Regions from separate parts of the Homo sapiens genome. Here region 2 is linked to region 1. The links are chromatin contacts, found by Hi-C or POLR2A ChIA-PET in ENCODE. All regions are on one chromosome and are shown on one strand. The core of a region is the stretch at or near the end of the contact, and the rest is flanking DNA. Distances in the headings are between cores, read along the strand shown. Region 1 has its middle 12 kb from the start of HDHD5-AS1. Region 2 overlaps CECR2 (CECR2 histone acetyl-lysine reader).

What was found. Hi-C counts contacts between places; a loop is a spot of excess contacts on that map. ChIA-PET counts read pairs that join two places held with the same protein, here RNA polymerase II (POLR2A). Pooled maps may share reads with other maps.
Region 2: a loop to region 1 is called in a map of endothelial cell of umbilical vein, with 9 times the contacts of the local background. The contact joins two enhancer-like sites. A Hi-C loop is called at or near these places in 1 of 168 maps with a recorded cell type or tissue (endothelial cell of umbilical vein) and 1 of 50 pooled maps. POLR2A ChIA-PET finds 5 or more read pairs at or near these places in 3 of 52 experiments (AG04449, B cell and T-cell).

The regions. Positions count from the first base shown.
Region 1 is chr22:17,170,088-17,173,666 of GRCh38, reverse strand. No RefSeq gene overlaps it. Among named protein-coding and RNA genes, the nearest start is that of HDHD5-AS1, 12 kb to the right of the region's middle. RefSeq lists a silencer at 1,721-2,150 and an enhancer at 2,001-2,502. Within about 2 kb of position 2,011, at least 38 of the 41 ENCODE cell types and tissues checked have a DNase peak (open chromatin) inside an H3K27ac peak, as active enhancers do; they include endothelial cell of umbilical vein, where a contact is called at or near this core.
Region 2 is chr22:17,406,269-17,409,847 of GRCh38, reverse strand. All of the region lies in intron 1 of CECR2 (CECR2 histone acetyl-lysine reader), which reads right to left. Among named protein-coding and RNA genes, the nearest start is that of CECR2, 39 kb to the right of the region's middle. Within about 2 kb of position 1,992, at least 3 of the 41 ENCODE cell types and tissues checked have a DNase peak (open chromatin) inside an H3K27ac peak, as active enhancers do; they include endothelial cell of umbilical vein, where a contact is called at or near this core.

The DNA.
Region 1 (3,579 bases), core at 762-3,261:
ATCTGCGCCTGCTCTAGATCAGCTCTTCATTTGGAAGGAGGAAAGCGAGGTGGAGGTGTGTTCGTTTGAAAAGACTAGCTGAAAAGAGAAAACTTACAGGAGCCTCAGCTTGTGAGGGACCTTGAAAGACTATGCAACCAGCCTCACCTTCAGGAAGAGCAGCCCGAGACTTCCTCAGGAAGATGTCCCTGTTTCTTTTTATTTTCTTTTTTTTTGAGACTGAGTCTCACTCTGTCGCCCAGGCTGGAGTGTAGTAGCATGATCTCGGCTCACTGCAACCTCCACCATCCCAGTTCAAGTGATTCTCCTGCCTCAGCCTCCCTAGTAGCTGGGATTACAGGCACGCGCCATCACACCTGGCTAATTTTTGTATTTTTAGTAAAGTCGGGGCTTCACCATGTTGGCCAGGCTGATCTCGACCTCCTGACCTCAAGTGATCTGGCTGCCTCGGCCTCCCAAAGTGCTGGGATTACAGCCGTGAGCCACCGCACCCGGCGCCTGTTCCATTCTTAAAGCTCACCAGAACGCGATTCTGTAAACTGCTTCAGCCACCCATTCCGGAATCCCAAATGACGCCTTCCCATGGTCAGGATTTCAATGAGTGGTGCCATCCTTGGCTCTCACAGGAACTGATCCCTTGGGGAGGACTGTATGAAAATGCATCTGTAAGCTCAGATGAAGTCAGCATGCTAGGGTTGGAAATATTATTTTCACATACATAGTCTAGGTTACTTAATTTATTGTTTTGAGACAGGGTCTCACTGCCCAGCCTGGAGGGCAGTGCTGTGATCATAGCTCACTATAATCTTGAACTCCTGGGCTCAAGGGACCCTCCCGCCTCAGCCTGCCTCTCCAGTAGTTGGGACGACAGACGCGCACCACCACGCCCGGCTGTTTAATAGAGATGGGGGTCTCCTTTTGTTGCCCAGGATAGTATTGAACTCATGGCCTCACGTGATTCTCCTGCCTGTATCTCCCAAGGCACTGGGATTACAGGCCAGAGCCACCTTGCCAGGCCAGTATGTTACTTTAAATAGCAGTCATCCTAAAAATAGCTTACCCTCCTCTGTCCTTCCCTGCCTGGAAAGGGTGTAAAAATAACATTTGGGGGCTGTAAATGCTGTCTAGATCTCTGGAGCTAGGTAGGTGCAGAGGTGTGATTTGGGTTTGGCTGTGCTCCGAAAAAACCGGGGCCGAGCTGCTGGTTTTGAATTTGTCCAGGCTTTTTAGCCAATAGCCTCTTCCTCCGCCGGGAAGGGGTGGGACCCAGCCTTCCAAAACACCTTTGCTGAGGAACCGTGCAAAGACCTTGGATGAGGGCCCCAGCTCAGCCAGGCCTCCCTGAAGCGAAGCCAGCCCGGGGTGGGGACTGGTGGAGGGACTAGAGTTTCTTAGATTCACAGAATAGCAGAGCTGGGAGAGGCCTAAAGACCATCTTATCTACGCGTTTGTGTTTCTGATGACTGATTAAGGCCCAGAGAGGGTCAGTAACTCTTCCAGGTCGCACAGTGGGTGACAGTAGGTATGTGCTCGTCCTGGGACACAGAGCTGTTTTCTTCGCTTGTCTGGAGTGGGTTTCGGGGGTCGGCACTTGCCTCCCAGTGAGCTCCCGGCGCCTGCCAGTCCTGGCTGAGTGGGATCGGTCGGCCTCCACCCCTAATCTCCCCCGCTGCAGAGCCAAAGCACACCGGCCTCCAGGGGGCGCCGCCTCCGGGACGCGCCGACTCTCCCGAGCCCTGCTCTCTCTGGCCGGGGTCAGCCCCGGAAACAGCTTCAGTTTCCTGTCCCTTCCTCCCTGGGAGCAAGGATGTAGGCGCCCAGACCCCGCCCGCGGGCTCCCTTCGTCCGGCGTCCCTAGCGGCCCGCCCGGTCCCGCCGCCCCGCGGCTTGCGGATGGCTGCGGCCCCCCGGGCCCCGGGTGGCTGCGGTGGCGGGGAAACGGCAGAACGCAGGCGGCGATTCGCTGGGGACGGCGGCCGGAGGGAGGCGATGGCCCCAGGCTCGGCGCACCTGTGGAACTGCGCGGGCGGCGCGGCGCTGCTGCCCCCTGCCGGCCGCGCCCGGGCCCACTCCCGTGTCCACCCCGGCCCGGGTGCCCTCGGAGTCCCTCGCGTCACTGTGGGCAGCGCCAAGCTACGGCTTCCCATGGCAGAGCGGGGTGGGGCCGCGGGACGGCACAGAGCTCCCCTGCCGCGAATACGCCGGTTTAGTTGCTTCCCACAGATCACACATGGTCTCGCCTGTCCGCAGGGTCCCCTCCCGGCCTCAAGCCCCTGCCAGGCAGCATCGGCCGCTGGTGACCTTGGGTCATCCTGGCCTCTATGCATTTAGAGTAGACGCCGGGTGGTGGCGGCGCCTGTAGTCCCGCATTCTGGGAGGCCCAGGCGGGGCGCTAGAGCCCAGGAGTTCTAGACCAGCCTGGGGAAAACAGCGAGACTCTGTCTCTTCAAAACAAAACAAAAACAAACAAACAAAAAAGGGTAGAGCCCATAGTACAGGATGAGAGAGTAGTGCCGTAATGAATTTTAAATTTTAATTACATTTAAAATTAAAATGAATCTATATACAATCACATTTCAAAAATTCAAAAAGTATGAAAAGGAACACATTCGAAAGGCTTCTATCCACCTCTGTTTTCCACTGTCCTCTTTCCCATCCCACCCATTCTCCCACCAGGCTTAGTTTCTTGTGTTTCTTTATGCAAAATAAACAAAAGCAAATATATATATTTTTTCCTGCTCTCATATAAAAGGCAGCACAGTATCCACACTGTTCTGAACTCTTTTTTTTTTTTTTTGAGACAGGGTCTCACTCTGTTCCCCAGACTGGAGTGCAGTGGCACAATCTCAACTCACTGCAGCCTCCACCTCCTGGGTTCAGGCTATTCTCCTGCCTCATCTGGACCACAGGCGCACACCACCATGCCCGGCTAATTTTGTATTATTATTTTTTTCGAGATGGAGTCTTGCTCTGTCGCCCACAGATGGAGTGCAATGGTGCGATCTCGGCTCACTGCAACCCCTGCCTCCCGGGTTCAAGCAATTATCCTGCCTCAGCCCCCCGAGTAGCTGGGATTACAGGTGTGCGCCACCACACCTGGCTAATTTTTGTATTTTTAGTAGGGACGGGGTTTCACCATGTTGACTAGGCTGGTCTTGAACTCCTGACCTCATGATCTGCCCACCTCGGCCTCCCAAAGTGCTGGGATTACAGGCGTGAGCCACCACGCCCTCCCTAATTTTTTTATTTTTATTTTTTATTTTTTTGAGATGAAGTCTTTGCTCTTGTCACCCAGGCTGGAGTGCAATGGCACCATCTTGGCTCACTGCAACCTCTGCCTTCCAGGTTCAAGCAATTCTCCTGCCTCAGCCTCCCAAGTAGCTGGGATTACAAATGCACACCACCACGCCCGGCTAATTTTTGTATTTTTAGTAGGCCAGGCTGGTCTCGAACTCCTGACCTCAGGTGATCCAGCCACCTCCCAAAGTGCTGGGATTATAGGCATGAGCCAACGTGCCCAGCGAATTTTTGTATTTTAGTAGAGACGGGGTCTCACCATGTTGTCCAGGCTGGTCTTGA
Region 2 (3,579 bases), core at 743-3,242, 240 kb before region 1:
TCAGTAAATATTTATTGAGTACATCTACTATGTATAGGACAATTCTAGGTACTGTAAATACAAGAATGCATAGGATAGAGAAGATCCCTGCTCTGATATAACTCACATTCTTAGGGAGAAAACAGACTAAAGTAAACCAAAAAGGTCACCCCAGAAGAAGAAAACAGAAAAGAGTTATATGACAGAGATTGACTGGGTTGGGAAGAGAGGCGAGGATATACTTTTCACTGGGTGATCATGAACACAAAATATTAATAATCACTGACACTGACAGGAATTCATTGTGTTACTCTCTTTATAAAACTTACTTAAAATTAGGCCAGGCACAGTGGCTCATGCCTGTAATCCCAGCACTTTGGGAGGCCGAGGCAGGCGGATCACGAGGTCAAGAGATTGAGACCATCCTGGCCAACATGGTGAAACCCCATCTCTACTAAAAATACAAAAATTAGCTGGGTGTGGTGGGAGGCAGGCAGATCACGAGGTCAAGAGACTGAGACCATCCTGGCCAACATGGTGAAACCCCGTCTCTATTAAAAATACAAAAATTAGCTGGGTGTGGTGGCGGGCGCCTGTAATCCCAGTTACTCAGAAGGCTGAGGCACGCGAATCGCTTGAACCCGCGAGGTGGAGGTTGCAGTGAGCCAAGATCATGCCACTGCACTCCAGCCTGGTGACAGAGTGAGACTCCGTCTCAAAAACAAACAAACAAACAAAAAAAAACAAGAAAACAACAACATTTAAAATTAATAAAACAGAACAAGCTATAGATAGGCTGATCAGGGCATGTTTCATTCATTGAGATGAATCTGAGCTGAAAGCTGGAAACCATGAGCAGGTGCAAAGGCCCTATGGAGTTCAGAGCCTTTATGAAAAGAAAAGAAAGCTGATACAGCTAAAGCTAGGAGAGAATGGTACGAGGTAAGGAAGGTAGAAGATGCAGAAAGTTTCGTGGGCCCCACTAAGCAATGGTAAGGGACTTAGACTATTCTAAATGCAAGAGAAAGCCACTGGAGGGCTTTATGCAACAATGGGAAGAGAGAAAGATACTATGCTTGCTTTTGTTTCATGAATACAAGGTAATACAAGGTAGGTGCTAAATCAGGTAACCCAAAATATATTCATGTTTAGCTATGGGATGAACTAACATGTTGGTGGCATCTTTACCTCGCTAACCTTTTATGTGAACTGATAGTAGCATTAACTTCTCATTCCAAGCACACCAATCCCAGGACACTAATGCAGGACCTGGAATGGTGTTTCGGAAACATCTTGGGTGAGAAAGCAATCAGTGTAGGATTAAAAATGTTGTTACGGATGTCCAACAAAAATGCTGAGCAAACAACATGTGGGCTAGAATTTCAGACTTTAAAGATCTTACTTAGAAAAAAATGGCATTCTGGCTACCATGACAGCTGCCACATAAATGAAAAGGAAACTGAGGCATACAACAGATGAATGACTTGCCCAAATCACACAGCTAGCAAGAGGAAGAATGGAGACGTTGGGATGTGAAGTCCACTCTCCTGACTTCCTGACCAGGGTTCTTTCCAGAGCACCACAAAAAAGCAAATATAAAAATAATTTAGAATCCACAGACAGAAAGCAGACGAGTGATTGCCAGGGGCTGGGGGGTGAGGGGGCTGAGGGGGGTACAGGGTCTCTCCTTTTGAGGTGATAAAAACGTCTTGGAACTAGATAGAAACGACAGCTGCACAACATATTGAATTCACTAAATGTGACTGAATCATACACTTTAAAATGGTTAATAGTTAATTTTACGTTATGTAAATTTTGCTTCAGTTTAACAAATGAACTTGAAAAAATAAAAATAATAATTTAGAGGGGATCACCAACAACTGATGACAAGATTATTAGTCACCAAAGGTACAGTTTCGGACACCCATGTTCTAATGAAAACTCAAGATAAGCTGGCTTCAGACCAGCGTTTCTCAATCTCAGCAGTACTGACATTTTGGACTAGATGATGTTTGCTGTTGTTCTCAAGAGCTGTCTTACGCACTGTAGGCTATTTGACAATATTCCTGACCTCTACCCACACCCCTCTTCCCCTGAGTTGTGGCAACCAAAACTGTCTCCAGACACCGCCAAAGTCCTCTAAGAGGGCAAATCACCCCGTTGAGAACCACTGTTAGACAGGGTGCCTAACTTCTCCTATCTTAATTTCCTTAATCATCCACCTAAAACCTGAGGCTAAAATAAGGCCCTCTAATTCATGGCTTTTTTTTTTTTGAGACAGAGTCTCACTCTATTGCCCAGGCTGGTGTGCAGTGATGCGATCTCAGCTCACTGCAATCTCCGCCTCCCAGGTTCAAGCGATTCTCATGCCTCAGCCTCCCCAGTAGCTGGGATTACACGCGCCCGCCACCGTGCCTGGCGAATTTTGTGTTTTCAGTAGAGATGGGGTTTCACTATGTTGGCCAGGGTGGTCTCGAACTCCTGACCTCAGGTGATCCACCCGCCTTGGCCTCCCAAAGTGCTGGGATTACAGGCGTGAGCCACCGCACCCGGCCTCTTTCAATTATAGCCCAGTACGGTATTCTCATTCACCAGCCTTGCTCTATATCTCACTAGGATGATGCAAGCTTATACTGAAATAACTAAGGAAATGATTTTACACTGAATGATCCTTAAAACAACAACAAACTCCTCAAAGTCAGTAAGTGGCTATGAAAAGAGTTTATCTTAAGTTTCTATCCAAAGAAAGTATTGGTATAAAAGCTTCCCATTAAACTTCAAGAACACGGCTAATAAGCTAATACTCAAGTTATCAAAGGACTGGTAGTTTCTGAATCTGCATTTTTTGATTTGTACTTAAATGCTTCTTATACAAGGTGCTTCCCTTTGAAACTCACTGACACATCTGCTTGTTTACCTCACCAGTGTTCAAGAAGGATTTTAGGTTCCTCCATTTTCGCACGAGAATACCCCAGGCATGCCAGGCAGTAAAGGGTTAATTTAATTAGTTCTGTGTATGCTCAAAGAATTACAAGCAACTTCATGTAATTATTAAGCAGCCAATCAGGTAATCTCTGTGGTTGATTAGTGCACTAATGAAATAATGTCTTCCAGTTCAAAGCTGTCACTGCAATCAGGAGACAGCTCTTCAGCTAGAAGAAAGAGCTGGCAGGATTTCCAGACTCATGCTAAGAATCTGGGGAAGGGAAATGAATCATTTCATATTTCACCCCTATTGTATTAAAAGATAAAGAAGTCTCTGAATTGACATTTATAAGATACTCTAGCCAAGAACAGCAGAATACACATTCTTTTCTTTTTTTTGGAGGGAGGGGTGGGGGGAGGAACAGAATCCTGTTCTGTCACCCCCCAGGGTGGAGTGCAGTGGTATAATCTCGACTCACTGCAACCTCCGCCTCCTGGGTTCAAGTGATTCTCATGCTTCAGCCTCCTCAGTAGCTGGGATTACAGGCGTGTGCCACCACGCCTGGCTAATTTTTGCATTTTTTTAGTAGAGACGGGGTTTCGTCATGTTGGCCAGGCTGGTCTCGAACTCCTGACTTCAGGTGGTCCTCCCGCCTTGGCCTCCCAAAGTGCTGG